Regions from separate parts of the Mus musculus genome. Here region 1 is linked to region 2. A link is a loop called in an ENCODE intact Hi-C map of the cell type or tissue named here. Cell type or tissue: left cerebral cortex. All regions are shown on one strand. Each heading gives the region's core, and the rest is flanking DNA. Links, peaks and the distances in the headings are about the cores only. Region 1 has its middle 590 kb from the start of Gm38838. Region 2 has its middle 34 kb from the start of Gm38838.

Region 1 (16,853 bases), core at 5,818-13,817, 550 kb before region 2:
TATATAATGTTAGAATATAGTTACATAGAGAAGAATGTCAATTCATAGAAATGCATTTGTTTATGTCAGGGACTTAATGTGTGGCTATAATAGGCATCTTAGAATTACTTTAAAGTGTTGGGGAGTATTTTAAAGTTTCATGATATAAGGAAGAGCTATTAGAAATTATTTTAAAATGAGTAAACATCATTTCCAATATTCTTTTTCATTCTAAAGTTGTTATCTTTGCAAATATCCTTATAATTTTCAGCATCTAATAAATTTCAATAGAGCAAGCACTTTAAAAGAGTTTTTTTTTTATCAGCTGTATCACAGTATTCAAATATTCATATAGTCTGGATTTCCAGAGTTTGTTATCTAAACAATGGGAAAAAAAGAGGTTAGTCTATTATACTGAATCTATTCTGCCAAATTACAAGGATGCTGAAAACAGCATTATTTTAATTAAAAGGTAAGTACCAAATAATAATCTACTCCACTGTTCACGTCACAGATGTTAGCAAATCATGTTTAACTGCCATTGCCTCAGCCCATTAGCTTCTCAGTCTGGTTATCTTATTATAGTGGCTCAGTAAATTTGTCAATGTTCTTCTAACCTCCAGGACACCCGGAACAGGTCATGTCTTTTCCTAGATTGACTGGAAATTGGTATCGCTAAGTGATGCTGTCTGTATTCTTTCTCAGCATTAATGGGCACCCCTGTACAATGTGTCTGGGTCTGCAGTCTGGTGTTTGTTTTTATTTTTTTTATTCTTTTCTTCATTCCCTGTAGACTCCGGAGCGAAGAAAAGATTGATGGTGGGGGCATTTGTAGGTTCGGACCCGAAAATACCCTATTGGTATCAACAGTTGCAACATAATCGTAACAGGGAATTGTACTTCTTCATTAGTATAAAACATTTATAATATATTTGCTCCTGAAATACCATGTGATGCATCAACACTTACCAGGGCCATCCTATGAAATGCCTAATCATTGGAAATAGCCATGTAGCTGTCTGTGACTTATAACATGACAACAGAATATAGACCACTTTTAAGTTATCCCTCTAGTTTTTGTCATTTGGATGATCATTTAAATATTACAGAAATGTTCCAAAGTTGCAAGAAAAATCCCATTTTCACTTTTGCTTTTTATATCCCTGATCTGTGCTAGCACACAAAAGTGAAAATCTCTACTCATCTGATTATCTAATAAATCATATCCTGAAAGATTACAAAAACTGGTCAAATAGACTCAAAATTATACATAAAATACACATTATAACAAATAACTCTACTCCAAAGCTATAGTGCTCTATAAGTTGGGGAATGGAGAGACTTCTTGGTATTTAAGTGCACATGTTGCTTTTGTAAAGGACCTTGGTTCAGTTACCACCACACATTTCATCAGCTCATAACACCCTGTAATTTCAGTCCCAAGAGGACTTGATGCCTCTGTTTTTTGAGGGCACCTACACTCGTATACAACTGTCCCCCACTAAGCACATCCACTCAAATGTATGTTGAGACATTGCTGTAGTCAGGTGGTGTCTTAGGGTTTCTTTTGTTGTGAAAAGACACCATGACCATAGCAACTCAGTGAGCAATAAAAGTATGCTGGGGATAGGGAGATTGCTTAGTTGTTTAAGAGTACTTACTACCTACTTTTCTACAGTGTCTGAGTTTGGTTCCCAACACCCATATTGGACAGCTCACAACCATCTCTGACTCCAGCACCAAGGCACCTGACTTCCTAATCTGGCCTGTAAGGGCACCTATACCACTCCCCCTCCCTACCCCCCCCCCCCCATAAAACAAACACAAAAACAAAAATAAAAAAACCTGCATACTCATAATTAAAACTTATAAATTGAGCCCACCCACACCTTATCAAAGCTAGAACGCCATTCCTTTTTCACTGTCTTCTTTTTTCATCAATACTCATGATCTCTCATTTGTGATTATTAAAATATATGCCTGTATGTTTATATACACAGCATTGCTGCTTATGCTGGCTGGTTGGGACTTATAGAAAGAGTCTGATAAGTATAGAAATAATAATGATAGTTGTCAGTGCTATCTCATATGTGACAAATCTTATATTCACATATTTACTTTCACATCTGATTGAATCTAGGAAATAGTGATGAAATTCTATTGAATATATTTATAAAATACACATACATACAGACAGGTTGAAATTTCAATCAAAATCCAAATTTTAAAGTGCTATAAAAGTCATTTTTCTTCCCTCTGAGCATCATAATTATGTCACAGATGGAAAATCCCATACCTAAATTTACATGATGGTATCTAGTCAAAATTTGCACTGAGAAAATAGTCTAAAATATATGGATGAGCTAACACTAACTAAAGATGTAAGAAAAAGCATTATGGAAACTGACCATTTAGTGGCTTAGTTTCAAAATACAATTTTTATAAAAGAGATTAAATGAAAGCACTGTGTGGGTGAACTTCCAAAATGGAAGAGACAAGTGACCACTTGGCATTAGAACAACCTGTGGACAATGATGGTTCGACTGGATACAGAACAAACATGGCACACTGTGGGGCCTCAGTGCTAGAACTAAGCAGAAAAACAAGATAGTTGAAGCTTTATTACACTTGTGATTTCTAAAACAAAGGAGTTCTTGGTAGCTCCTGCCTTACTCATTATAACATTTAAGATACATTATCCTTTTTATATCTATTGATAAGCAATATATTAGCATAACCATTTTAAAGACGAGCAGACATTGAATATCATTTTATGGCATATCTTAAGGTTCATTGTTTGAAGTTAGTAGAAGAGCAGCTACAAATATACATGACAATAGTTTTCCTAGGGATCTGACCCAGATCTTTCTTTCTCTCCTACCAGACATGACTTGCTGTTTCTAAACCCTGGTGAAATAGCGTAAAGAGAAATTTCTCATATAAACTATGAATTAGGAGCTAAAACAAAACAAAGCACCGAAAACAATGCACAGTTCAATTTGAATTTCAAGTAAAGAACATACAGTCAGTATGGGGTCAGTAGAAATGGCTAAGTAGTTAGGAGCACCGGTTACTGCAACAGAGAACTGCGTTCGGTTCCCAGAACTCACAGAGCAGCTTACAGTCATCTCTAAATCTTCAAGAGGTTCTAATGTTCTCCTCTCGTTTCTGTAGGCAACAGACATGGATAAACATGGTGCACATACATACGTGCATACATACATAGCAAAACATTCATATGCATGAAATAAAACTAAAACTTAAAAGTAAATAAGTGTGAAGTTATCATCATTATGATATTTCTGGCAAGTTTTAGGCTAGTGCCCTGCTTAGCTGGGCAGATGAACACATTTGAGTAAGAGGTTCTGGTTTGTTTAAAGGACTAAATAGACTATCTTTAGAAAAAAATAACCTACTAACTTTTCTCTGTTGCGTACTTTATGAAATGAGAGTTTAATTTTAATAAGAACCCAGTCTGCAGTGTTGCCAAGCCTCCACCCACAACAACAACCCAGGCATAGTTCTAAAGGTTACTCTATATCATCCAAGCAACAGATAGGTTTTCCTGCACTGGGGAGGACAGGCATGTAAAAAGACAGGATGGTGGCTGGTTGTTTCATCACTCAGTTTGTTAGTTGGTTGGTTGGATGGTTGGTTGATTTTTCTCTCAGTGTCTCAGCTTAAGTTTAAAATGAACCATTGATGGCATAAACGTTATGTTTTGATCTCTTTGGCTCTTCAAGGAATTTACTTAAATATTAGATGAAAGAATTATTTTGCAAATTTATTATTTATTAATTGTATTTAGCCACTGTTTTGGTCAGCTAAAGACCGTCCATTAAAATTAATAGATGTAAGCCAGGGTGGCAGGCTTTCAACAAAAGATGAACAATGCTTGCTGGTACCTTCTCATTATGTCCTGTTCAAAATTAGTATATATTTAGTGTTTATGAAATAATAGTTAGGTTAATAACTGTTTCCACTTCACTATTTTTATACTATTTTGGAACCTTCTGTTTGTGCTGGAAAAGTCATCCTCTACTGGCCCCCTACCACTTTACCTCACACCTGCCATGTAGTCAAAGTCTTTGCTACAAGCTCCTTATGGGATGTACTTCCAGAAGAAGATGATGTGTGCATCTTAGCCAATGAGAAAACCAAGGCTTATAAATTCTATGTAGCATCTCCTATGGACATTGATCTATGTGGTGTCAGAACTTGGATGTGACCTTTGCTTAGGTCTGTCTAAAGCTAGAAGTCATAATGTTTCTGTCTCCACGAATTTCATTTCTGTTTCTGTAATACAATACCCTGAGAATATCAGCTTAATGAAAAACAGATTTATTTGGCTTGCAACTCTAGCTTACAATCAATTATTGTGTGGAACTCAAGGTGGGAACTTAAATCATTAAATCACAGTCAAGACCAGGGAGATAATAAATGCATAGTTTTCTCTATTATTACATATTCCCCAAATCAGGGAATGCTGTTTCCTATGGTGGGATGAGTATTTGATTATCAATTGAAATTTAAGAAAATCACTGCATATATGCCCAGGAGGCAACTAGACCAATAGATTTCTTCAAGAAAATTTTGTAAAAGTGATTCTAGTCTGTGTCAAGTTGACAGTTAAAACTACCAGCACACTGCCATGACATGTTGACTGTGAGTGAAAGTACTGAATAATTGTATTTAGCCACTGTTTTGGTCAGCTAAAGACCTTCCATTAAAATTAATAGATGTAAGCCAGGGTGGCAGGCTGTCAACAAAAGATGAACAATGCTTGGTGGTACCTTCTCATTATGTCCTGTTCAAAATTGGTATATATTTAGTGTTCACGAAACAATAGTTAGGTTAATAACTTTTTCCACTTCACTATATTTAATATTAACATTAAATAATATTTAATGGCTTTGAAATGATTAAAATAATGTGTTAGGGTTATAATAGTTGTGCGTGTGTTTGTGTGTGTGCAATAATTTAAAATATAATTATTAGAGCTATTGCCTTAATAGTAATTTCAGAGATGTTCATTTGAAACCAGTGTTTCTTTCCTGATTGAATCTGACCTACCAATGCAATCATAAAATGCTGGGTGACAAACTTTCACCCAGGCATTTTGATACAAAGGATGGGTATGAGAAAACCCATCTGTTAACCTTACTGCTGGGTTAGAAGAAGCAGAGAAGTCAGAAACTAGAGAACTCTAATCAGGCTTCAGACAAAGGCACTTGGGAACCAGAGAAAAGTCAATGTAAACAATATAAAAGGATAAACAGTTCTAAAAAAGATTAAATCTATGCTCAGGGGGAAAGGGAGCCATTTCCACTGAGGTGGAAAGGGAATCGTGAATAATGTTCTCGTTGAAAAGCTGAAGGGCGCTAGCAGGTGCACAGCTCCTATTTTGTAGCAGAGTTGTAAAGGGACGAAGGAGAAAGCACTTACTGGAACATCTGCTGCTCAACCCACTTGAAGAAAAATAAGCAGGCAGCAGAATGAGCACATCTGCCAGCGTTCAGCACATGCAGGAGAGACACAGCATAATCAAGGAGAGTCCGAAAGCACGTGCGTCCTTCAGATTTCCCCAGAGCTTCAGTGGGAGGGATGGGAGAAGGGTAATCATCCGAAGGGGCCTGTGAAATTGGGGGGGACACTCCTTCCAATCTGGAGACAGAATGGAAACTGTGTGGCAATGAAATCACAGCAGCTGAAGCCATAGAGTGGATTTCAGAGTCAGCTGATCAATTTGCGGGGGGCCCACTGCATCAAGTAGGGGAGGGAGGGGATGCCTGCTTGGAGGGAGAGAGTCTATCGGAACAATGACTGGCATCTCAACCCTTAGAGCCTGCCTAACATAAGGAACGGTAGAAAGGCATGGTCAAATATTATTCATGTCAAACTTAAAATGCTCCCGTTTCTCAGTTGAGCACCCTTTATTGGTCAATATCCACAAGTCTTGGAGATCCTTTCAAGGGACAGGGCTAACAACTGTATCGGTGTCTTTATGGTAGCTACCTTTCTCCTGTTGTTGAGATAAAATAACCTCACAAGAACACTTTAAAGAAGAAAGGGTTTATTTTGGCTCTCTCTTTGAATTACAGTCTACCATGTTGGGGAAGCCATGGTGTTAGAAGCAGATTTTCATCCTAGCAACTGCAAAATAAAGCATAAAAAAAAAAAAAAATAGAGGGTAAGAACCTTTATGTTGGCCATGCATTAGTCTTTTGGTTCACTAAATTGCTATTAGTCTGTTTTTTTTTAATTATTTTATTAGTATTTGAGAAAGGACAGAGAGAAGAGAGAGAGAAGAGAAAGAAGAGAGGGAAGAGAGAGACAGAAAAATTGAGAGACAGAGGCAGAGAGAGAGAGAGAGAGAGAGAGAGAGAGAGAGAGAGAGAGAGAGAGAGAGAGAGAGAGAGAGCAGGAGGACAGAAGGTGATTGTGGAAATAGTTCTCTTCTTTCACCTTTTCTGTGGTTATTGGTTTCAGGATTCAAACTCAGATTTTTAGGCTTGAGTTTCAAGTTTTTTATATCTGCCTCCATAGCATTCATCAGTTAATTTTACCTTTTATACTAAATACAAAGAATGTGAATTCGAGTACAGCTGAAGAGAAATCAGAACAAGCATGAAACTCAAATAGCCATCATAACCTAGCCAAGTCCAGCAGAGAGAGTTTGTGTGTTGACTGCACATGAGATGAGAGAAACAGGCACCGTGAATAGAAAGGTCACTCATGGTGAGCACTTCCTCTGGATGACTTCCATCCTGAGGACGTAGAGGCAGCTGAAGTCTCCCAGTGTTTATCAGAAAGGAGTGCAACCACAATGCATAGAGTAAATGTCTAAAGTAAGGGTCCCATACTTGAGTGCTGTTGGCCCTTTGAAATAACTTGCACCCCACCCTGTCTCAAAGAGGCAACAAAGTTTGGCATCAGTGATCTGCTCTTTCACCCAAGGGATGCTGAGAGTGCATCTTCTGAAAGTCGGGAGTTAGAGCCGTAATAACAGTTTCCTTCACCAGTTTGTACGTATTTAAATTCACAAATAATGTCGTGCTTTGGTTATTTCTTGACTTTTAATTTCCTCATAATTCATCCACAAGGGATGTATGAGAGATGGCTTATGGGTTAAGGGGGGGTTGTTACTCTTTCAGAGGACTTCCGTTTTCTTCTCGGTGTCCATGGCTAGCAGCTCACAACCATCTCTAACTCCATCTCCAGAAGACCTGACAACTTCCCTGGCCTCCTCAGGCATCTGCTCAGATGCCATTGACTCACTACAGTGCAGACACAGACACACAGACAGACACACACACACACACACACACACACACACACACCAATCAACACACCAATCAATAAAACCCAATCATACAAATCTATGAGCTTCCTTCTGTGATAGAGGAATAGTTTACTTCCTTACACATTTCCTTCTCCTATTAGTCTCTTGTGCTCTCTGTATTGATATTTTTATTAAAAATTGGTATTTTTTATGTTTAGAGTTTTGTCATTAAGTGAAAGATTAATGTTAAGTTTCTGCTATAAATCTGAAGCTTACTATTTGCCATTTCCTTTTTTTCTCCACACCACCACTTCTTTTTCTCTGTAGGTATAAGTCCCTAAACTTTTTAAACAACTATAAAATGTTTTTCCAAATGGGTACATTTACTGTGACTGCCTCTGTCTCCTTCAGGTATCCAGAGTTCATCTCTACCACCGTCCCTTCATTGCTCCTTTGTACCTGGCTCATTCTTATCTTTCAGTGTTCTTGCTTTTAGTCTACAAATCTTAGTTACTAATAAAGAAGGGAAAAAGCAAAGGAATAGCTTCATGGTATGCCATCATTTTAAAAAGAAAAAATTTAAATCAACAAATGAAAAATTTCAGAATAGCACAACATAGCACTGAACAAGAAAAATCAATGTAGCAGTCACAATCGTAAAATCAAAGTGGAATCTAGGTTAAAATTCAGTATATTATGTGAAAAAGTCTGATGACATTTACAATCTGCAAAATGAAGGTAAAACTCCCATGAAGGCTTCTAAAATAGTCTATAAACAAAAATTCAAGAAGCATATGAACTGTAATGGAAAGCAAGAAACTGAAAGACAGCCTTTACTTAGGACCAAAAGTATAGTGACATAAATTTATTGACTACCTTTTGATTCCATAAGAAGCAACCAATGCTTACAATAGTCATGGAAGTCCAATGATTTATTGCCAAATGTTATTAAGATACAAGATCCAGAGTCTGTATTATGGTCAGATGTATTGGATTAAGATGTGTTGAAGGAAATGTCCTTTTCTCTATCTACCTTTGAATTCAGTGTGGCCCAATTTGGCACACCTGACCCCCACAATATTACATTTGCTTAGGGCTTCTTGAAGGAGACATGAATGGAGACTTTTGTGTAATTAACTAAGGCAGTGCTGTTAGCAGAAAGGAAGTCAGAGAAACAAGAGATAACAGGAAGAGATTAAGAAGGATGAATGGTGCTTGCGGGGGGGGGGGGGGGGTTAGGATTGAAGAGAAGTCAGATAGTTCAATGGAAAGATCATGGTCCAAAAAATAAATCTGTCCATTTTATACTTCATGTCAGTTTTCTCTCAATTATCTGTTTTTGGCAGGAAGGGTAGAACATCCACCAAGGTCAAGCAGCTTAGCACAGAGTCAGAGAAATCTATAGGGATAAGTGGGCAGTTGAGGATCTCTACTCTTAGTGACTTCAGACGCTGCCTACTGTGGGGAAGACAGCATGGCCTGCAATCTGTTCAATACAGACCCAGTCTGCTTTACAGGATCTTCCTAGTATGTATGTGCATCAGTACCTTGTGTTATATACACACCTGTTGCTTAAAAAAACCTTCTCTGGTTCCTATCAATCACAACATCATCTTAACTAAGCAAGTCATGGATATACTCATCATCTAAATTATTAATGTTATATCAGCAACAATAGCCAAAGATTCATAATACAGGAAAACTCAGGAATGACATTTTCCTCCAAATTATTAGGAACAGTTAAAAGACAAGGTACCGCCTTCCCCCTCTGTACTCCTATCTTAGCTCTTAAGGTGCAAGTGAAGCCCTGGTGGCAGCTGAGGCCATCAGTACTGATTGCCTGACCCAGGGGAGATGAAACCTTGGGAAGCTCGCCTACAAGGACATTTCAGTCATACCATCTTCAAGGATGACCAATGTCTTGCTATGACCAGTGTCTTGAAATGATTGGTGTCTTACTGTGATAGGCTCTTACTGAAAGGTGTTTGACTTTCTATGACATTCTCCCTCAAGCCCAAATATGGTTCCTGGTAGTATTAAGAAACATTAATTGCAGTTTCTATAGCAGCAGATTATGAAAGATTGTGAGACACTGAAGCATCATTAACAAGCTTTGTGATTCTGATTTGGGCTTCATGGATGTCACTGAATAGTGATGAATGAAGGTGCAGACAGGGGACATTCTGCCCATCATTTACTTATCCATGGTCTCAGACATGGCAGGTGAACTGATCTGGCTTAACAACTTGATAATTTCAGTTGGCAAACTCCAAACATGAAAACATGAGTTCAGATTCTCAGATATCAACAGAGATCCAGGCAACTTCATTATGAGAGACAGAGGATCTTCACAGCACGCTGTCTAGCAAGCTTACCCAAATTGATAAGCACTGGATTTCAGCAAAAGACTTTAGCCGAATAAATAAGGTGGAAGAGCAATTTAGAATGATTTCAACTTCAGATCTCAATATGTACATGTGCACACATGTGCATCCAAATATGCAAATCATGTACACATATGCATTATGCCATATACATATGAAAAAGGAAAAAACCATATGATCTACAAAGTTAGGGGAAGATATGCTTAGCAGATCAATATCCTCCTGTTAAAATGAACTGATATTGTGTATTACTCTTTAAAGACATAAATCTTTCCTTTTTCATTCCTCTTCTCTCGTCTTTTTCTCCCCCTCAATTTTCTGAGCCTGACCCAAAAGACGTAGGAACAAATGGCCTGCCTGTCAGTATTCTTTTTCAGCTTCTCTAGGTACAGTATTTGCACCTGAAGCCATGGTGTTTATCTGCCCAGCAGAGCCCCCAAAAAACACCATCAGGAAAATCCAATGTTGTGAAAGTGTGTCGGGTTGTGGAAATGGAAATCTTTAGCATCTATCAATGCACTGGAACTTCAGAGAGCCAGGTTGCCCTCAGGTTATGGAGAGAATTTCTTCCCAGTGTTCTGCCGTGCATGCTCCTTTTAAGTAAGTAGAGCAAAAATGGAAAATTTGACAGACAAGCAGACACGTGCACACATGTTCGCACACACACGCGGACACACACACACATGCATGAGCACACACACATATGCATGAGCACACACACACACACACACACACACACACACACACACACACACACACACACACAGAGACATCCAACCTATTATAATTTTTCACCTTGTTCACCATATCGGTTATTTCCTGCATTTGATTCAAAGCTGGGGCAAACTGTAGATTAGTACTACATAAATTCAACCCGAAACTTATGGAGCTATTCCAGAACTTTCTTCAGGGCTGTCTTTTGTTGTGACCTGCTGTAAAACCCGATGGCATGTGTACTGTAAACATGGAAAAGGTCGAGCTGACAAATGGGGCTCTAGTCACTTTGAGAAGCCCATTGCTACTTTCCATAGTTTTCCTTGTGTTAGAGCAGGGGCTTTATTTAGAAGTTCCTTTATTAGTATTTTTAGGGTTTTAAAATTATTTTCTCCTCAAATGTCACAGAATGCCTTAGCATCCATCTGCTCATGAGACATAATTATGAAACTGACAGTCTTTTTTGACACCTCTTTGATGTGGGAGGAATGAACACATTTCATTCAGTTGGGAACTCGGGTTTTTGGCTTTCTTCATTTACAGTGCCGAATCTTTTTAACAAGGCCCACATTACATAAGTATTCAGATGAAGCATCAGAAAACAGACACTCAGAAGAACAATTGTCTTCTTGTCATGATTGAGGATTTCCATTACTGGTGGAGTTGGAGATTCTGTCAAAGCACTTAAACCCATTTCTCGTATTGCAGTTGTTTTGTGTACATGCCTAGCAAAGCAATGGAGAATATACATCTCATAGCTGTAAGGCTGCATGATAGATATTAATAAATGATGTTGTAAGACAATGAAGAAATATGTTTGCTTTAAAGTACTGAATTATCATTACTTTAGATGTACATGTACTCGTATATGGATATATGCATATGAATGTGCATGCTGCAGTAAACATGCAGAAGTCTGGGATATCGTGTGGGACTCCATTCTCTCATTGTACCATATGGGACCTTGGCATCCAAGACTTGTTATTAGGCTTGATGGCAAGAGTCTTTACACACTAATCCATCTTCTAGCCCATGCTGCTCTTTGTCTTTAAAGAAGAACCTGGAAACATTTCTATTGCATTAGTGGGTCTTCACATTTGTTTTACACTAGAGTTTAGTAGGATTGTAAGAAGGGCTGGTTATTTAAAAGACTGAGTGGAACAGAGTGATCTGTATTCCAGGGAAGCAGATTCCACTTACCATATAGAGCCTTAGGTAATAGCTGACAAGGTGATAATTCTATGACTGACATTTCAACACCAGCAAATAAAAAGTTTTGTGACTAAGCATGTTTTCAAAAATAGCTAGGTTTTTTTTTTTTTTTTGGTCACACTGGATGGTTTTTAATTCTGATAACATACACTCTGACTAAAAAACTATCTATTTATAAAATACATTTTATATTAGGAGTGCACCCAATACTAAAATAAAATTCATACAAAGAATGAAATAAGGGCTTGTGAAATCATTGTGGAACTACATAAAATGTCTAGTTATTGGGCCTGTACAGAAGGCCCTGTAGTTAAGAACTTCAGTTGATCGTGTGGAGGACTGATGTTCTAATCTTACCACTCATGTTGGGCAGCCTACAACTGCCTGGATGTCATCCAGCTCCAAGGGTCCAACAGCCTCTTCTGGTGTCCTCAGGCACCTGAACACAGAGGCACAAACAAAGGTTTTAAATTATTTAAGAAGAAAGTTATTAAAGAACCTGTCTTATACTAAAGCTCCATGGATATCCAGTCAGATCAGTTTGGTACAACAATGGAACATAGATCCTGGTGCCACAGACAAACTCCATACCTTGCTTTAATGTACTTTTGAAGTTGTAACAGCGAGGAAACTGTAGGGACTGCAGAAGAATCTATTGTGACAAATGCTTGTTTTGTTTTGTTTTGTTTTGTTTTGTTTTGTTTTTTTCAGTGAATAGATAAAATTACCTTGATGACAACACAAGAGAAGTGTTCAGAGTGGCATTGTCATTTTTATTTTAAAAACTATTTATTTGTTTATTTATTTCTTACTTATTCACTTTACATCTCAATACAATTTCCCTCTCCCCAAGAAGTATCACCTCCTTATCCCCATCCACATATGAGTCACTGCAGCACTAGGTACATCCTTTCTCACTGAGGCCAAACAAGGCTGCCCAGTTAGGAGAACAGGATCCAGAGACAGGTAACAAATTCACTGACAGCCCCCCACTCCAGTTGTTAGGGGACCTGCATGAAGACCAAGCTGCACATCTGCTACATATGTACAGGGTGGGGGCTGGTCTCAATGAAAATGTTCCCATGAAGCACCTGCATTCTGGGCTGTGTTTTTCTAAGTATTGTTGTCAGAGATGATCTTTCAAAGTCATTACAATATGTATGTATGAAATAGTAAAAAAACAACTAGGAAGAAAATGATAAGAACAGAGCTGACAGAATGACTCATTGATCATCTAAGATGTCCACCATGATTGAGCACATGTCCATATTAAACTCTCAATTATATAGAGCAGGGTTGGTGTCCCATCATCTAGCTGGAGGAACTACAACCAATGAGGGGATGTTGTACAGACCGAAGGCTAGCACAAGCTCTGTTTTATGTGACTGGAATGCTACCCTTGTGGTAAAAACATGTAGGTGATGAAACTGTAAGTGCCTTTAATGTAGCATTTTTTTTAACAATAGCAGAAAATGAAAAAGAGTTCAGATGAATCTACACAAATATCAAAGCTCTTTACAATAAACTACTTTCTTAAGCAACTGAGATATTTGTAATTCTAGGATAATTCTTTATGTTCTCGTCTCTCTGTGTGTGTGAAAGAGATAAGGAAGAATGTGAGGCACAGCCTAAATCATTTCCTAAGTACAATTGGCTATCAAGGGCATCTCAGTCTCATTGCAGTGCAGCATGCCTGCAGGAGCAGGAACTTAGTTGAAGATGAAAACACATTCTTTCAAACATGCAAAGGTTTATTGTAAACATTGCACCTGTTACTGTGTTTATGTGAGTGAGTGTGGACATGTCTGTACCATGGTGTCTGAGTGAGGCTCAGAGTCCAACTTTTGGGAGTTGGTTCTCTCCTTCCACTGTGCAACCTGCACCTTAAATGTAAGTCCTCAGGAATGCACTGGCTCCAAACAGGTAGAAGTTTTATTCTGTCAATTGCAGGTTCACACAAATCACTCTAAGGTTGATTGACTGAACTGAATAGAAGTTCAGTTCAGTCAATATGAATTGTATAGAGCTGGACTTTCAAAGAAAAACTATTTCTTCTATGGCCTAAATTATTGAAAACAGGGCACCATTGACCCAAAAGCTTGACTTTCGGTATGAGAACAGGAAACTGTCATGGTGGCTAGCATTGGTTCCCTGCTAAAGCTGCTTGGCATGGAACAGCAGCCTAGCTATCCTCCTACCTAGCCTGATTGCAGATACACTGCTCAGTCAATGCATCTAAAATACATGGATATAAAATGTATCTAGAACCCCAAGTGCAAAGATATTTGGAAAAGGCATATCGTTATTTTGTTTGGGAATTGTATATATGTTATTAATATGTATAACATATGTATATCTGTTATATAACATATGCAATAACATATTATATATAATGACAATGAACACCATTATTATATATAATACGTTATTAGATATGTTTATATTATTCACTGGGAAAAGCAAATCTTTCTGAGCTTCAGTAACAGCACAATAAGAAAGGCATGGGAACCAGAGAATTTCATAAAAGCCTGCAGTATACTATGGGAGCCTTCATCCTCTCCAGAATTCCTTTTGAGAACTGACTTGATGTCACTAAGAGGAGCATCTGAGACCAAGGCAAGGTTTTCAGCACTGTACTCTTTCCTTTCGTTTTCACTCTTTCTTCCCTCTTGAGTAGCATGGAGGAAGGGCTTCTTAAAAGAGATGGAGTACATCAGTCCTGGCACTCCTGCAATAACATTTATTTCAACTGATCCTTCCAAATTTGATTATGCTGTGTTCTCAGCACTCTTGGAAAATGATCATTCCATATGATAAATCCATACTGCAAATCCTCCTTAATGTACCAAATGAGCTTTTCTATGACACAGTAACTTTTATAGCTTGCCAGAATTTTAAAACGCTGGAAAAGGTGTTGCTAGCTTTCAACATGTGTTAATTGGGTATGCCTACCCAGATGGCATAGGAGTGAGAAAGGGGGGGGGGGGGGTGATGCAGTCACTAAACTGTTCTAATCAAGGCAAAGAATAGGGATAAACCGCACCCAAACAAGTCATTTAATCTTCTTGTTTATGTTGTTATGATGTGAGGATTTAAGTTTGTTTATCATATTTCCAGGATTTTGTGTATACAGTTGCTATTTAGGAAATACATACAACAAAGACTAGGATAACAAGAGGAACTAAGCTCCCGAGAGGATCTGCGTTCAGCTTTCACAGTCTCTAACTTAAAGTGAACCATCCACATTTTACAGTTCCATAAAGCTCTCTGGTAAATCTGCTTCTTAGGCAGTTGTGCCTGTTTGACAAAGTTGGTATGAGATTATATGTCTCGGCCAAATTTTATGCTAAGGTGTGGTGTGTGTGTATTTGTGTGCATGCTCACACATGCATGTATGTATGTGTATGTGTGAGTATGTATGTATTTGTGTACATATGTATGTATATGTGTATGTGTACATGTGTGTATATGTGTACATGCATGTGTATGTGCATGTGTATGTAGGTGCATGTTTCTGGGCATGCACGTTTATGTGTGGGTAAAGGTTCCCTCAGAGGTCAGAAGGGGGCACCTGAACACTGGATTGAAGTTCCAGACTTTGAGCTACCCAAAGGGTGTGCTGGGAAACAAACCCAGGTCCTATGTAAAGGCAAGTGCCATTAATCCCAAAGCCATCTCTCTGGTCCCCTATCAAATTTTACACAGTACATTTCTTTGTATTCTCCTTATGCTAGTGTGTTAACACTGTTTGAAACTGGCTTAAATTGAGATATCCATTTATTCATTTCAGCCTCTAGGAATCCCCTGTCAGGAGAGAGTTTGTCTCACTCTTTACTTTGTATAAATAATTCACATATTAAGATATTTTACCTAACTCATGCCTTCCTTTTTCAATAATAACTTTTGCCAATGTAATAAGATGATGTCATAGTCTATTGAAAATCATGCTTAATATATGAGCTCATGTTTGATTCTGCCATAAGACCTAGCTATATGATCAAGATTGACAACTAGTAGAGATGGCATTCTTGAATATGAACCAGTGATGCGACAAGCAGGTTTCTTTATTGAAACCAAAGGAATCTTGATAAGAGTGTATATTTGGAATTCACTTAAGATCACTGTTTTGATGTGAAATCAGAAATGACAGAGAAACACTACAGCTCTACTTCCCCGACTGTCAGAGATTCACCTGTTTCTGAGGTGACTCACTGGTTTCCTTGTGAAAAAGCATGCCATGGCAGGAATCTGTGGAGCATTTTTACAGACTCCTCTATGTTCAATCATGTGAATTAATAACTGGAAAATGTCCTATTCCTGTGTGGTAGCTTCTTTTCTCACCATGTGCCCAAATGCTAGTGAAGACCAAATCAACTCAGGGGAATTTATAGCCTCCTGGATGTTGATAAACAGCCCATGGTTACAGGGAGGCATGGTGGTAGCAGCTGCTGGAGGCTGTGGCTGGCGGAGCCTGAGGCTGCTTGTTCACTTCACTCTGGTTCAGACGAATCCAGAGATGAATACTGCTGTTCATCAATGTTCGCATCTCTTTCTCCTGATGCTCACTCTAGGTCCAACCCTTTGCTGGTACTGCCCAGACTCAGGATGACAACTCCAACCAGTTAGTAATCCAGAAAAACATGGTCATATTTACGTTCAAGATGCATCCCCTTGTCTCACTGATAGCTTGGGAATTATTAAAACAATTAAATTAACTGTCAAAACTAAACACTTCAGATCCAATATTACACTCAAACACACACACACACACACACACACACACACACACACACACACACACACACACACACCACACCACACCACACACAGTGCAAATGTATACACTCTCCGTTCCTTAAAGTCTTTGTTGATTTCATAATGCAAAAGGCAATTTATTTCATTTCTAAGATTTTCCAAAATCTCATCAGTTAAAACATTGTTCAAAACTCTCTTCTGAAACTCAAGGCATTCTCTTAAATATGAGACCCTGTAATTTTTTAAAAAAGATAAAATTTTCAAAATATAAATCCTGGTAGATGTTGCTGCACATGCACACCTATGCTCACATACATAAACACAATGATAAATAAAAACATAATGGTATGGTCATTGTTTAAATGAGTGAGTTTCCAACTTCAGTTGTAACCTTCTTTATTACATAGCATCTTTGCAATCTCTGGATTCAAGTGGAACTTAACACAGTGGCTAACATTTCCATGAGGAGAAAGATAGGCAAATAGGAAGACAGAATAGTGGGGAAAACACACATGTAGTCACTACAA
Region 2 (16,853 bases), core at 5,481-13,480:
GTGTGGCAGAGTCCACAAATGTCCCTAGATAAAAAGCAAAAGAATAGCCCACCACCACACAGCACAGGTGGGACAGTCCAGACAGGAGGAGAACACTCAAGAGGCCCTCTAGCCCTATGGCCTGCTGGTAGTGGAAGTCACTACAATGTGTGTGTTTGTGGTAGACAGGTGGGGAGAGAAAGAGAATCAGAACAGTTTGAGCATTATGAAGAGAGGTGGAATTGGAGATGCAAAGGTGGAGAGGAATATCCTATGTGAGTAACCTCCCTGTCACCGAAGCCAGGGTTAAGTCCCAGCCCATGTTGTTTCTGAAGGCCATGTTTGAGTCTATGGTAATGCAACAACAAGGGTACTTGTCAATGTCCATGACTTATATTACCACTGAAATCCACATGGACACCCCTGATCTGGGCTGCTTCCCTAGCACCACATAGGTGTCCAAGGGCTATGAATAGATGGCCCTGCCCCTCACTGACTCCACTCCAAAGAGCTGGTCCTATCTCTCACCAGCTACAGCACTCAAGTGAAGCAGGGCCTGTACCTTGCTTGGGATGGTCCTGATGGTGAAGGCATGAGTGAGGCAGCACAGAGGGTGTGAGAGCTTGAATGCTGGCCCAGCCCCTTCCCAGCAACAGCACTGACATTTGGGAGAATGCCCCCCCCCCCCCCCCGCATGTCAACAGAGCAGCAGAGTAAAGCTGGCTTTGAGGGCATGGGTGCAGGTGAGCAGGACCCGAGGGCCCCTTATCTGATGCAGCACTGAGTGAGCTTAACCACTGGAGAGCTCACCCTGGTGGCGAGTGTGGAGGGGTAGCTGGTGGGCTGACCAACTCAATTACTACCCAGGCCCAGATCCAGGGCTTTGAGTTGGTCAACCCCCAAATCTACCTCATCTATGAACTGCAGGAACACATGAAAGGGCCGGTACTGCAGAGCCGAAGCATCAAGATCTCCATGACTTAGAGCAATAACAGGATAACCCAGAGGAGTCCTGGTGAGGATTCACTATTGATGGTGTAGCAGAATCCAGAGGCCTCGAACCAGACCAGCGACTCATTGCAATGAACATTTGAAGTAAAGATGCATGTACAAAAGGATATACTGTGGGACTCACTGTGACATACTGCAGCTTCCATGAGGAGAAGTTTTTGTAGGCTTTGTTTGCTTTGTTAATTGCTTTGTTTTTTTTTTTTTTATTTTTGGGGAGTGGGTTGCCAGGGTGAAGGGCAGCTATAAAGGGGTAGTAAGATTAAAGTGGGTATGTGAGAGTCCTAAGGACCCCGATGAGGGTTGAAGTCAACACTGAGGATGAGAGCAGAAGGGAGAAAAGCTACCGATAAACAGAAGGACCACTGATGGAAAGACTATCAATAGAAAAAGAACTGCTCACTAGAAAGTCTTTGAGAGGAGGAACACTCATAAAGACTATTGTGCATCATTGGTAGCTGTGGTTTTAGAGAATAATCCACCAACTATCTGTGGTTTTGTTTTTGTGTCCTGTCCTCTACATGCTGACTCTTGTGTCAGAGCATCAAGCAAGCTAAAACCATCCAGTGGGAAAAAAAGATAGCATTTTTTTATTTAACACATATGCACTTTGTCAATGGCTTGAGCTTAATTTTGGGGATGGGGGGAGATTAGGATTATTTTTATTGGTTATTTTATTTGTTTATATTTCTTATTTTTCTTTTTTATTAGAAATTTTCTTTACTAAAATTTCAAATTTTATCCCCCTTCCTTGTTTCTCCTTCGAAAATCCTCTATCCCCTTCCGCACCCTCACCCCCTGCTCATCAACTCACCCACTCCCACTTCTGGGCCCTGGCATTCCCCCATACTAGGGCATAGAACCTTCACAGGACCAAGGGCCTCTCCTCCCATTGATGGCCGACTAGGCCATTCTCTGCTATATTTGCAGCTAGAGCCATGAGTCACCAATCTGTTGGGTGCCTTTGCTGGCTCAACAGGCAGTTAGCATGTAGAAGAATGGAAATCAATCCATTCTTATCTCCTTGTACAAAGCTCAAGTCCAAGTAGATCAAAGACCTCCATATAAAAGCAGATACACTGAAACTAATAGGAAAGAAAGTGGGAAAGAACCTCAAACATATGGGCACAGGGGAAAATTTCCTGAAGAGAACAACAATAACCTATACTCTAAGATCAAGAATTGACAAATGGGATACCATAAAATTGCAAAGCTTCTGTAAGGCAAAGGATACTATCAAAGGACAAACAGGTAACCAACAGATTGGGCAAAGATCTTTATCTACATCTGATAGAGGGCTAGTATCAAATGTATATAAAGAACTCAGAAAGTTAGACTCAAGAGAACCAAATAACCCTATTAAAAAGTGTGACACATAGCTAAACAAAGAATTCTCAACTGAGGAATACCGAATAACTGAGAAGCACCTAAAGAAATGTTCAACATCCTGAGTCATCAGGGAAATGCATATCAAAACAATCCTGAGATTGCACCTCACACCAGTCAGAATGGCTAAGATAAAAAACTCAGGTGACAGCAGAGGCTGGCGAGGATGTGGAGAAAGAGGAACACTCCTCCATTGCTGGTGGGATTGCAAGCTGGTAAAACCACTCTGGAAATTAGTTTGGCAGTTCCTCAGAAAATTGGACATACTACCTGAGGACCAACTAACACACTCCTGGGCATATACCCAGAATATGCTCCAACATGTAATAAGGACACATGCTCCACTATGTTCATAGCAGCCTTATTTATAGCAGCCAGAAGCTGGAAAGAACCCAGATGTCCCTCAACAGAGGAATGGATACAGAAAATATGGTACATTTACACAATGGATTAATACTCACCTATTAAAAACAATTAATTTATGAAATTCTTAGGTAAAAGGATGGAAGAAGAATATCATCCTGAGTGAGGTAACCCAATCACAAAAGAACACACATGCTATGCACTCACTGATAAGTGGATATTAGCCCAGAAGCTCAGAATATCCAAGATACAATTCACAAACGATATGAAACTTAAAAAGAAGGAAGACCAAAGTGTGGATACCTTGATCCTTCTTAGAAGGGGGAACAAAATACCCATGGAAGGAGTTACAGAGACAAAATATGGAGCAAAGACTGAAGGAACGACCAACCAGAGACTGCCCCACCTGGGGATCCATTCCATATACAGTCACCAAACCCAGACTCTTTTGTGGATGCCAACAAGTGCTCACTGACAGAAGCCTGTTGTAGCTGTCTCCTGAAAGGCTCTGCCAGTGCATGACAAATACAGAGGTGGATCCTCACAGCCTACCATTGGACTGAGCACAGGGTCCCCAATGAAGGAGCTAGAGAATGGACTCAAGGAGCTGAAGGGGTTAGTAGCCGCATAGGAGGAACAACAATATGAACTAACCATTACTCCCAGAGTTCCCAGGAACTAAATCACCAACCAAAGAGAACATATGGTGGGACTCATGGCTCCATCGGCATATGTAGCAGAGGATGGCCTAATCGGTCATCAAGGGGAGGCCCTTGGTCCTATGAAGGCTCTAGGCCCCAGTATAGGGGAATGCCAGGTCCAGGAAGCAGGTGTGAGTGAGTTGGTGAGCAAGGGGAGGAAGGAGGGGATGGGGGTTTTCAGAAGGGAAAACCAGGAAATATAAATAAGCATATCTAATAAAAAAAGAGAGAGAGAAAAATATTTTTAAAAAAATTAAAACTGAGTAAAGATGCACCGAAGACCACTTCAGTTCAAAGAAAAACTATCAGATAATAAATCAGGACCCACTTCTTGACCCCTGGATTCCATTTTTGCCAAAAGTGCTGCCAGAAGAGCAGAAGAATCACCTTTTTATTGAACATAAAAATATTTTAAAAATGAAGATCTTGAGGCAACACGGAAAGATGTGGTCAGATGAAGTAAACTGCGGCAGACATAGACAACTACCACATAATCAACTGAAAAGTTGATCTGATAATAGTTCATAATTAGACAGTGGCCATAAAAGACTTGGCAGAACAGGGTGGAAGGCAGATAGAGACATGGGGATCAATGGGTGCAAAGTCAGATAGTCTCAGGAGCTGGAATCTTGGGAGCATGATTGCACTGTAGTGCAACTGTCAATAACAAGAATGGACTGTATACATTAAAAAGCTACAACAAAGAATCCTGAATGTTTTCACCATAAAGAAATGATAGTAATCCTGTAAGACCAGCACTTTGAATGTTGAGACAGGGAACAGCCATGAGTTTGAGATCAGCCTGGGCACGTGGCAAGATCACATGACACCCTCATTAGTATGAATAGTTTTATGCTGTTTGGGTATCAGTTAAATATAAGAGGGGAAAAGAAATACATAAAAAAGAACAAGGATGAAAATATCCTGCCTCAAAGGCAAAGGAAAAGAATGAGTTCTCTGCACTTAGCCCTCTACTGATGTCAACTCAAATAGCAGGTGTTTTCAGCAATGATGCCTCTCTATTCATCCTCCTATTCAAAGATCTGACTACTTAGTTGTCTTGTATTTGCAAAGTGAATTAGAGTTTTCACAAACACGTTTGTACCTGTCCTCTCGTCTGAGTACCCCAGCACAACCTCACAGAATCATAGTCGCCCCATTTCCTTGATGAAAAGGGAAGAGAAGCCACTTGTAACTCATGAATGATTCATGGTTCAGAATCTGCTTTTCTGATGCCATTTCCATGGGATTAAAGACAAGTATCGTGGCCATGCCAATGAAACATCTTGAAGATGGCATTTTATTAATTGATTAACTAACTAATTGGTTGGTTGGTTGATTGGTTGATTGTTTGATTGATTGATTGTGGTGCCTAGGGTTTAATTTAGGGTCTTATATATGCTAGACACAAATGCTTTACTGCTATCCCCAGTCCAGTTAACACTTTTTGTTATATATTTTATTTTAAGACTAAGTCTCATGTATGTTCAGGCTCTCCTCAAACCTGCTCTATAACCAAGTATGACCTTGAATAATAACTATGCATCACAGAAGGGGATGACCAGAGCTTAGGGTTACTAGTATATTATTTTGAAGAAATCTTGAAGTCTGGATCACAACCAATTTTGGAACATTATTTTCAGAACTATGTGAAGTCTCTCTCTCTCTCTCTCTCTCTCTCTCTCTCTCTCTCTCTCTCTCTCTCTCAAAGCCTTAGTTGAGAAAACGTTTCATGAACAAATCTGAAGAGCCAAGTTTGATGTCCTAGAACATGAGGAGGAGGGTGAGCCCCATAGGAAGACCAGCTATCTCAACTAACCCAGACCCCCGAGATCTCTCACGCACTGAGCCACCAACTAGGCAACATATATTAGCTTGACCCAGGGACCCCGACACATATACAGCAGAGGACTGCCTGGTCTGGTCTCAGTGAGAGAAGATGTGCCTAACCCTTGAGAGACATGAGACTCTAGAGAGTGGGGAGTCCTGGTGGGGGTTAAGTTGTTGGGGGGTTAGGGACTTTCTCTTGAAGACAGGGCAGGAGCAGGTTGGAAGATTGGGATGAGGAACTGTGAGAGGGCAGACTGACCAGGAGGGAAGTAACAACTGTACTGTAAAAAATAATTTAAAGATATAAAAGACCCCAGCTGCTATAGCATGCGTGCGTAATCTGCCCCTGTGCAGCAGAAACAAGTGGATCCCTGTGAGTCACTGGCCAGCCTGCATAATGGATCAGTAAGATCCACACTCAATCCCAGATCGTATCCTAAAATTAGAGGGGGAAGGGACTAGGGCAGGCACTGACATTAAGCACTGGCCTCTGCATATTGTCATTTATATACATACATTTGCACACATTCTCAGGGTGTGAACTTTTGTACCTAGACCTTAGGATTGCTGACACAAAAAGATTATGAGTTTTAGGCCATCTTGAGCCACACAGTGAGACCTCGTCTCAAAAAACAAAACTCTCCAAATAACAACAACAACAATAATAATAATAAACAACTTTAAAAACAATCTTCTAGGCACTGTGAGCCTAACAGCAAGAAAGAATAGCTGCCTTGCATGTGTCCTGAGCCTCATGTCCTAGTGAATTACGACACTGTTGCTCACATAAGCTGCTCATTCTGTGGCTATTAGATGCCTCCTATTTAAAGGAAAGAATACAGATTGTGTTAATTTAAACCATATAAAACTGACACCGCAGCAACTTCTGCATGAAAACTTTCCAATGAGAGTTTCTAATACCCGGATTCATTTAAGCCTGCTCATGCCCTGCTGGCCCACGCAGCTCCTGTCTCCATCTCAGTAAGAACCTTCGGTCCTAGCTCCCAGAAGATCAAGTGGTTCATATCAGAGTGGAGAATGTGTATTGAGACTTTTGCCAAAGCTAACACAAAGCCTTCCTTGTCATTTTAAACCTCTTGCTAGGTTTCCAGAAATGTACAAAAAAAAAAAAAAATGTTAGACTGTGGAGTTTCCTGGAGAATTGCTAGAGATAGCTCTCCCTCATGCATTCTGAGGGAAGACTCCCTGGTGGCTTTTGTTAGATGACCCTCAACAGCCCTTTATGAATCAGTTTCCCACCTGAGTGGAGCCATGGGGCAGGAATGAGAAATAAGCCCCTGGATAACATGGCCCTGTGCCCAAGGTATGTTCCCATGGGCGTGTTCCCACACGGATTCTGCACACCTAAGCATGAGATGAAGAGTTGGAAACAGAATGCTGGTGTGGTAGGCTCACTGAAACTGGCCAGCACAGCTTAAGAGAAGATCTAAACGTAATGACTCTAGAAGGATGAATGGGTGAGGGTCCCCAAGCTTTCCTTCTCTGCCTCCTACGTGTGGTTTAACTTTCATTTACTCATTAGAGACACAGCTTTTTTTTTTTAATCTCGTGACTATCTCAGAGTGATTTAAAAAAATCTCTGTATTGGCCAGGCTCTAGTGTGCTTGATGCATAAACATGAGGACTAGAGTTCAGACCATAGACATTTAAAAAGAGAGAAAGAATAAAAGAAAGAAAAGGCATGGTGGGCACACTTCTGGGAAGGCAGACGCAGGCAGAGAGCTGATCCCTTGAGCTCAGAGCCAGCAAGCTTAAATGAATCTCTGAGCTCTAGACCACTGAGAGAGTGTGTCTCAAAATGATAGTGTATGTGTAAGAATACCTAAGGTGTACCTTACCAGCACATATATTCAGTCACAAATACACACACACACACACACACACAGGTGGTGGTGGCATGTTATTGGAATCTTCAAGTGAAGTGAACATACATTAAAATATGAGAACATGCAGACCTTATTCATAGCCTGGGCTCATATCACATGTTGCTGAGCCATGTTGCGATTATAAAGCTATGAACAATTGCCAAGCTATCCATTGTCTACTTCCTTCATCTGTGACATAGCTAGGACACCTGAACTTTGTGCCAGGGGCTTATAAGAAAAGTGCCCTGCCAATGGAAAGCATACGGAGAGAAATCTGTCTAGTGTGGGTGTGTGTGTATGTGTGTGTGTGCGCGCGCACGTTTGCACAGATATTGCAAGCATATATTTGGTAACACATGCACATGCATTGGGAGGCCATTGTGTTTCATCCCCAGGATCTGCCCACTTTGTTTGAGAGTCAGGGTCTCTCATTTTGACCTGAAACTCCTGAAACTCTCAAGCCTGGCTAGGCTGACTGGTCAGTGAACCCCAGGGATCTCCCTGTCTGTTACTCCCCTGTGCAGAGATGATGATGTTTGCTTCCATGGCTAGGCTTCTTGGTTTTAAACCAGGTTGCTGGGGATAGAGCTCGGGTGCTCACATGTGGGCTACAAACACTTTACCAACTGAGCCAGCCCCAGTCCAAGAAGTCTTTCTGTCATTGCTAAGCCACCAAGAGCATAGCTGGAGAGAGACAGCTGCTCGAGACTTCCTTCTAGGTCAGAAGTTTTCAGGCCATCCTTCTAGCGTCAGTAGGATGAGAGGGCGGGGTGAAGCCTCTGGTCACAAGTGTATCAATTTGACAGAGCTTTTCTCACTTCTATTTTGGAGCTACGTTTGAGGAAAAGTCCCTGGTAAATACATTAATCTTTTTATTGATTAAATTTTATTCTTTGAGAATTTCATACATTTATACAATAAAATATGGTTGCATCCACTCTATTCTTCTCCTTTAACTTCCCCTGGATCTCCCTACACATGTCCACCTCTGCACTTCATGCCTTTTCCTTTGCTTTTGAAAAGCCCACTAAGACCATGTGGTGTTGTCATTTATGTGCATGGGTCTGAGGCCATTCACTGGAGCACAGGAAACCTACAAGTTTCCACAAACCCAAAGTCTCTCTCTCTCTCTCTCTCTCTCTCTCTCTCTCTCTCTCTCTCTCTCTCTCTCTTTCTCTCTCTCTCTCTCTCTCTCTCTCATCCCCCCCCAGGGGGCTGTCAACAATCAATCATTCCTCATTAAGAGATGAAGTCTGGAGAGCACATACCCTATGGGTGAAGTATAGCTGCCTTCATCTTGTGCAGCAATCACAGTAGAGCTGAGTTCATGGAAGCAACAACCATGCCATATCTGCTGGACAGCATTTCCTAACATTCCTCCCCACCACAGGCTCTTGGGTTTTTCTGCTTCCTCTTCAGCATTATTCTTTGAGCCTTGGTGGAAGTTGGAGAAACAGGAGGGAAGTGGTCAGATTTGGGCTGAATACTCATGGCCACTCATTCTTGGCATATGAATCAGTTACAAATCTCTGCATAGACTACTGTCCACTGTAGAAATAATCTTCTCTGATCAAGGCTGAGAGCATCTAAGTTCAATGGGTATAAATATACAATCATCTCAAAAGAAAAGAGAACCCCCAGCTCTTCAACACACCAACAGCTCCACCATCCTGTTGTCATTACACAATCAACCTGAGAGGTTTATTGCCCACCCACTTGCAAGCTGACTGTTATTAGCCAATTAAAGAGGAGACTTGCCATCTTTTATATATCATACTTAATGAATTAGATAATCTCAGCATAGTTACCATGGTACACTATTTATAAAGACCTGAAATTTGCTTCTAATTTTTCAACTGATTAGAGTTTAATTTCTCTTGTAAATTGCCCATAAGTAACAAGTACACCATAGCAGGGCATCCAGGTTTACAGCAAAATAAAATTTATAGGATTGAGCTTCTTCAGTTCTGAAGCTAAACACAGTACACAGGTTTTCCTTGTCAGTAAATCTCTCTCTCTCTCTCTCTCTCTCTCTCTCTCTCTCTGTGTGTGTGTGTGTGTGTGTGTGTGTGTGTGTGTGTGTGTGTGTGTGTTTAAAGCAGAGTCTCACAGAGTCAAGGCTGGTCTCAAATTTATTATATAGCAAATGATGGCTTTGAACTTCATATGCTACTGCCTATCCCCTCCAAGTCCTGAGATTACAAGCTTGCACCACCAACCCTGGCTTTATGCTGTGATGAGGATCAAAACCAGGACCTCAAGGGTGATGGGTAAACGCTCATCTCACTGTGAAACTCCCCTGGCTGTGCACCACTGTGTTCTCCAGACTCATTTGAACAAGAAAGGCACAGATGACTTGACATATAGAAATAGAAAAACACAGCCACAGTGACAGAGAAATAGTGGTTCTTCCTTTAAATACAGTATGTTCCCTCTCTGCCTTCATTGTGTCTCTTTTGACTATAAAGGCACTCCGATAAAAATAAAGAGGAGACCTTCTACCTGAGTACATTTGAGTGATGTATTTTTCTCTCAATACCTTTAAATAAACCAGATCATATTATGTTTTTCTCATCTACCCCTCTGCCTCTACCACCCTCTGTCTCAGATGTACGTACCTCATTACAACACACGTCACTCATTTTTAGTCTCTGACTTGCCAGCATCCCACACAGACCTGCTGTTCCATCTCTACATGTTAATTCCCATAAATAACTGATATCCAAATTAGAGTCTTGGCGATACACTAGGAAAACTTCTGTTGAGAATCCTGAAACTCAACGGTTATTTAAGGCACTGGAGGTTGTTAGAGATTTGTTGAATTCTTTCTTGAGATTTCAACAAGACACACATTACAGAAGGTTCATACTGTCCATTGTGAAAATGTCGTCACATATAAAGTACCACAAAAGTAGCTAGAGAAGATTCCACAGCAACTCCTAAGTAATGCATATGTCCATAAGCTGCTTACACAGATACAGGATAAATTATATACCAAACACATATGTGGCTCACTGGATATTGAGAGATATAGAGCACTTTAAGGGTTTTAGATTAAGATAGATTAAGATGTTCATTCACTACACACAGAGAGAGAGAGAGAGAGAGAGAGAGAGAGAGACAGACAGACAGACAGACAGACACACACACACACACACACACACACACACACACACACACACACCTTGACAATAAGTACCCACACTATGCTCTCAAGTTACTCCAAGGTCCAAAACAAATACACTGCTGCTTCAATTTGCTGAAATAACCTGGGAAGTATATGTCTAAATTTTCTAGTTCATGAAATGTGAATTGAGGATGAATTGATTTGTCTTCTTTATTCTTTAGAAGGGATCTAGCCAGAGGAAGTTTCAGCCTAGCACACAAGGGAAACACTATTGAGAGAATGAATGACCTGTCCATGCTGGAGGCACAGGTTAAACTAGTCAAGATCAATAGTTAGCTACCGCTACCTGCACCCTTTTTGTCAGCTCTATCTTCCACAAAAATTCTGGCTTTTCAGAACTATTTTCAGGGCACCAGAGAAGGCCAAAAATATTCTTATTGGAGAATGTTAACTTGTTTCTGTAGAAATTTTGCCAGACAGTGATGGTACACACCTTTAATCCGAGCACTTGAGAGGCAGAAGCAGGCAGATTTCTGAGGTTGAGGCCAGCCTGGGCTGCAGAATGAGTTCCAGGACAGCCAGGGCTATACAGAGAAGCCCTGTCTCAAAATATATATATATATATATATATATAGATAGATAGATAGATAGATAGATATAGATATAGATATAGATATAGATATATAGATATAGATATATAGATAGATAGAAAGATAGAGAGAGAGAGAGAGAGAGAGAGAGAGAGAGAGAGAGAGAAAACCTTCTATTCTTAGTCAAGATTTCTCATCTTTGTCATTCTAGGAGAAAAAGAGCCACAGATGATACACAAATAGGTTTTACAAAAGTTAGTAAGTCGTGGGTCTTATTTGTTCTGTGATGCGTAGTGTGCAAGCCCCTAGAACTAATAGAAGGCAGGAATCCAGTTAAGTATTTCCCATGCCCCAGTGGATGACCCCAGGGCCCAGTGAATGCTACCATGCTCTCATGGATAACTCCATGCCCCAGTGAGATAACCCCATATCCGTGCATTTAAATGAAGCACTGGCTAACTGATTGGACTCAGTGAGTTTAAAAATGTGTTCATCAATTAGAATTTATAAAATGAAAACATGAAGTTGGTTCCAGGGTAAATGGAATGGAGCAAGTGAGGGATGGATATTTATACAAGTATGAACTTGAAAGAAATAAAAAAAAAAAATAAAAATGAGGGCTAACACCTGAATTGTCACTTATACCTGCTAGGAGAGGGAAAGAGGGGGAAAGTCAGTTTTTTTGTTTTTTGTTTTCCTAATGGAGTGCCACTAGGTATATCAACCATTTGAGGGCAGGTCTTGTGTTCAGGAGAGGTTAACAGATATATGGTGGATTCCACAGCTTTTATGTGCTTCTGTTTGTATGTGGTTTAGTTGGGCTTTGAGGAGGTTGTTTTCTTGGTTGGGGGCAAGTTGTTATGTTGGGGTTTTGTTCTTTCAGATCTTGAAGTCTAGTAGGTGGGCAAAGGGAGATCTGGGGAGACTTGGGGAGGAGAAGAATGTGATCAAGATATATTTAGATGTAGAAGGTATTTTGAAGAGTGAAAAATAAAATAAAATGCTATAGAATAAAAAAAGAAATCAGGACAATTCAAAAATGATGAGAAATAGGAAGTATTGAATAGAGTCTTCTTGATTTAAATTACTAATAGTAGTTTAAATGTATATTCATGCTTACTAAAATTTATAATCACCTACTTACATCTATTCCTGTAGCTGTACTTCACATTAACAAAAAGTCACATAAAAAGAATTTAATAAAAATTAAAAATGAGAAAGAATACATAAATAAAAATTTAATATTGGAAAACAAATCTTCCCCATAACAACTGACACTTCTAAAATTTGTCAAGGGAGGCTATGAAAAATAATGGTTCTCTCGGTGTAAAGTGTGAAATGTTGTCAAGGTCTTTGCCTGAGTTGTAATTAAGATGACTTATTAACCGAAGATTAAAAGGGACCTATTGTCCTAGGTATTCTAAACTCATATTACAGTCATTCAAATGAATTGCCTGCCTGTTCACATTTTGTCTTAAGCATGGCAAACCTTGACATAATGGTCCAACTAGGACTCGAATCAACTTAATTAAGCAAGAGCAGCATGGAAACATGTACACTCTTAGTTAAATTAATTTCTCTTTTGTAAGGAGTCATGAGAAGAATATGCATTAGCATATGAACCATGAAAATATATCCATTCACTCCCCAAATGGGATATAGTCACCAATATCCTTCTACAAAATGAAGTGCTTACTTAATAACTAGAAACAACACACATCCACTCTCAAGGAAACTTCACAAATGCTTCCCAGGGGCACATCTCAATGGAGTCATACAGAGATGTGGAAACCATAGCTGTAAATCAGATGATTCTGCTAAATAAAAAAAAAAATGTGCACGAATCCTCCTAATGCCTGATAGACAGTTATAGAATTCTTCATGATGAAATATAGACCTCAGGCCTGATTACCCCTATTCAGGACTTCACTTGGAAAAGTCACTTTAAGCTCTGAGTTTTATTTGTAATGTGTATAGTGTTTTATAATCGGATAACATGCCAGATTTCACACTACATGGGAGGCAATAGCAAGCAGTAAGCTGAGGTTCAATCCTTGGTTTGCTAATTTGGTGACCATCAGTAAGTCATTTAACTTACATAATCTACAAACTGAAGAACATTGTGTGTGTGTGTGTGTGTGTGTGTGTGTGTGTGTGTGTGTTTAAGAATAATGAAGATTTCAATCCCCTAATTGGAAAAAAAGCAAAAAGAAAAAATCAACTTCTTAGCTGTATATGCCCATTGTATAAGTAAAGAATTAATTTTAATATTTAGTAGACATTCCAAATGAAAGTGTCCATATGTTAAATCTTACAAAATTGGCTAGGGAGATGGCTCATTCAGCAGTGTGTCTGCCAATCAAACATGAAGCTCTGAATTGGGATCCTTATTTTTCATATTAAAAAGCTGAGTATAACATCATGTACCCGTAAATCCAGGAATGGGGGCAAAAGTCACAGAGACAAGCAAGTCACTAAAGCTCAACCTCAAATTGATGAGATTCAGGTTTAGTGAGAGACCCTATTTCAGAAAGCAAAGGTGCATGGAGTCCAAGAAAGAGCTAATGTCAGCCTCTGGCCTCCCATGCATATCCACACATGTGTATGTGCACACATCCCTACTAACAAGTACACATGCATATGTACAAATCCCACAAAATCAAAAGCTGGGTTCATATCATCTAGGCTCAGTAAAATAGCTTCTTCTAAAAGATGATTTGTGGAGAAAGCAGAGATGTCTCCATATCAGTATTCAGCCCTTACATCCACAGCTTTACTTCCAGAAGCTCTGATGATGTCTTCTAACATCCATGGGTACCAGGTACACATGCAGTACACATGCAGACAAAATACTCATACTCATAAAATAAAACAAATATTAAAATGATAATTCATGGATAGACAGAAGACAAACAAAAATATGATATGTTTATCATATCGTAATAAACGAAAAATGATGCATAGGTAAATAGATGGTAGATATATAAATAAATAGATAGCAAGACAGATAATGTAGAGATCAATAAATGATAGAGGAATAAAGGAATGATAGATAATCTAGTGGAAAGATAGAAGAAATGAAAATGATATATAAATAGATACATACTTGCAAAAAATGTTATGTAATACATAGGTAGCTGATAAATAAATAGTACATAGATGATACATAAATAGGGAGATTGATAGTCAAATAGATGGTCACATGATTGATAAACAGAAAATGAAAAGTAAATTTACAGATATAAATGTTAAATCATTCAAATGTATTTATAATGAGGCTTCTTATCACATTTTACCCTTTCTTATCTTGTTAATAATTAATGAGACACTCTCAAGTTAACTCATCCACCTAACAGTGAAGGAAGATGCAGCCTGACTCCATAGTGTTTTCATTTATCTTAAAGACAACTGGACTTTCCAAAAAAGAAAATCCCACAACCCAAACAAGGGGAAGGTGTGAAGGAAAGTGAGCCTAAAGGGCTTCATGAGCATCTCTGATCTCAGGAAGTAGATACAAGTGCAAGGGCAGGAAGAAGAGGAGAAAATGCAAACATCACAGCAGGCAAAGGCAAACTGCAGGTGGTGTATCCTAAAACACAGCCTGAGCCTGTATGGGCCAGAGAGACCCTCCATGAGAGAAAATTAGAAAGGAAAGACAGAGTAAGAGAAAGGAATATAAAAAGAGGGAGAAAAGAGAGACATGTCATATTCACTAGAGTTCTACATTTGATTTGTTATCTTCTTCAGTCTGTAAGAATTTATAAAGAACTTGTCTAAAACTTTCTTCTGCTTCTCATAGCTTGGACTTCTCACTTGGGGAATCTCATCCATGTGAAAGACTGAGTCCTTGCACACACTTGAAGTGTGTCTTCTATTGATCCCTAGGAGAGAGGGCATCCTGTCCCAGGGATCAATGACACTCAGTGAATGTCAACCTCTTTGCCATATTGGAAAGCAGACTCAGAAATACCAGGAAATGTCCTTACTGTGCTAAAATATTTAAATTAAGTCCATAGCAACCCAAGGACAACTAGACCTTTACCATTGCCCACCCAGAAATGTTAACTGCATCTGTTATAAAGTATTCCTCCACAATAAGAGCAGTCGTTGCACTAAATAGGTTTAGAATATCTGTCCATGCCTGCCTTCCACCTCCATCATCTGGGCTTCACTTCAGACTTGACAGTTTTGTACATGGTAGGCATTAAATCATATTTTGGACTCAGTGGTCCTGAGCATACAGAAAGCATAAAGTCAACTATTTACTCCCGGTTCTGTACACACACACACACACACACACACACACACACACACACACACACACACACACACACAGAGTTCCTTTAATCATTAAATCAGAACTCCCTTTAACTAGCTGATTGTTTTACTTAGATTATTTAAATAAAGAGGTATCTTAACTTTACGGGTACAAAATTTCATATACAATGGTAAAGCGAGCCCAGTGTTGATTACATTGTATTCTTTTTACAATGAAAGAAAAAAAAACTCAATTTGCCCTGTGGAATATTGGTCTGCCTTTCTTGTTGGGAATAGTCCGAACAAATTGACCATACAAAACCACCTGCACCCCTCACAGTTTGTCAACATGGCCTCCACATAACTAACTCTGTGTGGTGACAAGGAGTTGGTATGGGTTTGTCTCTGAACCCCGAATTCGCTGGTGTTACAAAAATATTGCTTATCCTGAAAATGATTAGCCTGATAGATGTGCTATATATTAGCTAAATGCAAGCCAAATTCTATATCCATATTCATTGTTTCCTAACAAATTGTTCTAAGTTCATTCAATTCCTGTGATAAAAAGCAACTTAGGGCAGGAAAGGAAAGTCTATTTATAGACTCCCATTGAAGGAAGACGGGTAGAAAGTGAAGCAGGAACTTGATGGCAGGCCTGCTTGCTATTCTATGCATCATTACCTCTGACTAAGGAACTCACAGCCAAGGAAGGAACAATCCTTGCTGGCTTACTTATAGGATAATGCTTAGCTCACCGCTTTTATCATCTGCCAAGGAAATGGTGATGCCCACAATGGAGTGGGCTCTTCTACATCAATTAACACTCAAGACCATCCCCACAGTCATGACCACTACCACTAACTAGCCAATTTAATATATATATATATATATATATATATACATAATAGTAACTAGACAATTATATATATATATATATATATAATTGTACATAATACATAATAGTAACTAGACAATTATATATATATATATATATATATATATATATATATATATATATATATATATACATAATAGTAACCAAACAAGGATTCTCACAAACATATTACAATGGCAGTGTGGGAAAAAAAAATCTCACACAGTAACTCAGAAGTTCAGCTCTACAATGTACTCTTAAACAGACAGAACACTGGTATCTTAGTCTTACATTTCCAAATAAAGGTATTACAACAGCTCTGCATTCGCATATAGCAACCAAGAAGGAACTACTTTCTAAACCTTCCAAGCGCCATTCCTACTATTTACTTGTTGGCTTGTGTTCACAGTGGCTTTGAAGGACTGTTTATCACTCCACCTCCAGTGCCTCACTGTGTCTCAGCTACGAGAGAAGCTACAGCTTTAATCAATCTCTGCCAGAAGTTTCTGTATCGTTCACACTTCAGCTGGGCAAAATCTAGGTTTATTTCAGTCTATGAAAAACTAAAGTTCAATCTTGCTTAGAGAACATTGTAAAGTAACAATTCTTGATATCACGTGCCTTATATGATCTATTTGAAACCATAGAGAATTACATTGTTTTGTGTGTCACTATTCTGAGAGACAAAACAAACTGGAACAGCTAAAACCTCTTAAAAATGCACCAAGCTTATGAAGTCTCAAACAGAACTTTAATTGCCTGTACATATTCATGTCAAATGAAGTTATTTCATGTACACCACTTCTTTTGCAAACTGGTCTATTTTCTTTCATTTGACTTAGATCAGCTACT

Evidence for each region. A loop is a pair of places that touch in the nucleus more often than their neighbours do. Peaks named below come from ENCODE experiments on the same cell type or tissue, not always from the same donor. Only the 100,000 strongest peaks of a DNase experiment are listed, where the experiment ranks them.
Region 1: it touches region 2 in a loop (13-fold over the local background); 3 of 42 quality-filtered maps call a loop at or near these places.

The regions. Positions count from the first base shown.
Region 1 is chr6:80,851,612-80,868,464 of GRCm38, forward strand. No RefSeq gene overlaps it. Among named protein-coding and RNA genes, the nearest start is that of Gm38838, 590 kb to the right of the region's middle. In left cerebral cortex, for the core only: no CTCF peak of the experiment used is centred there; DNase peaks (open chromatin) are centred at 10,309 and 10,835; H3K27ac peaks cover 618 bases.
Region 2 is chr6:81,403,988-81,420,840 of GRCm38, forward strand. No RefSeq gene overlaps it. Among named protein-coding and RNA genes, the nearest start is that of Gm38838, 34 kb to the right of the region's middle. In left cerebral cortex, for the core only: no CTCF peak of the experiment used is centred there; a DNase peak (open chromatin) is centred at 9,831; H3K27ac peaks cover 546 bases.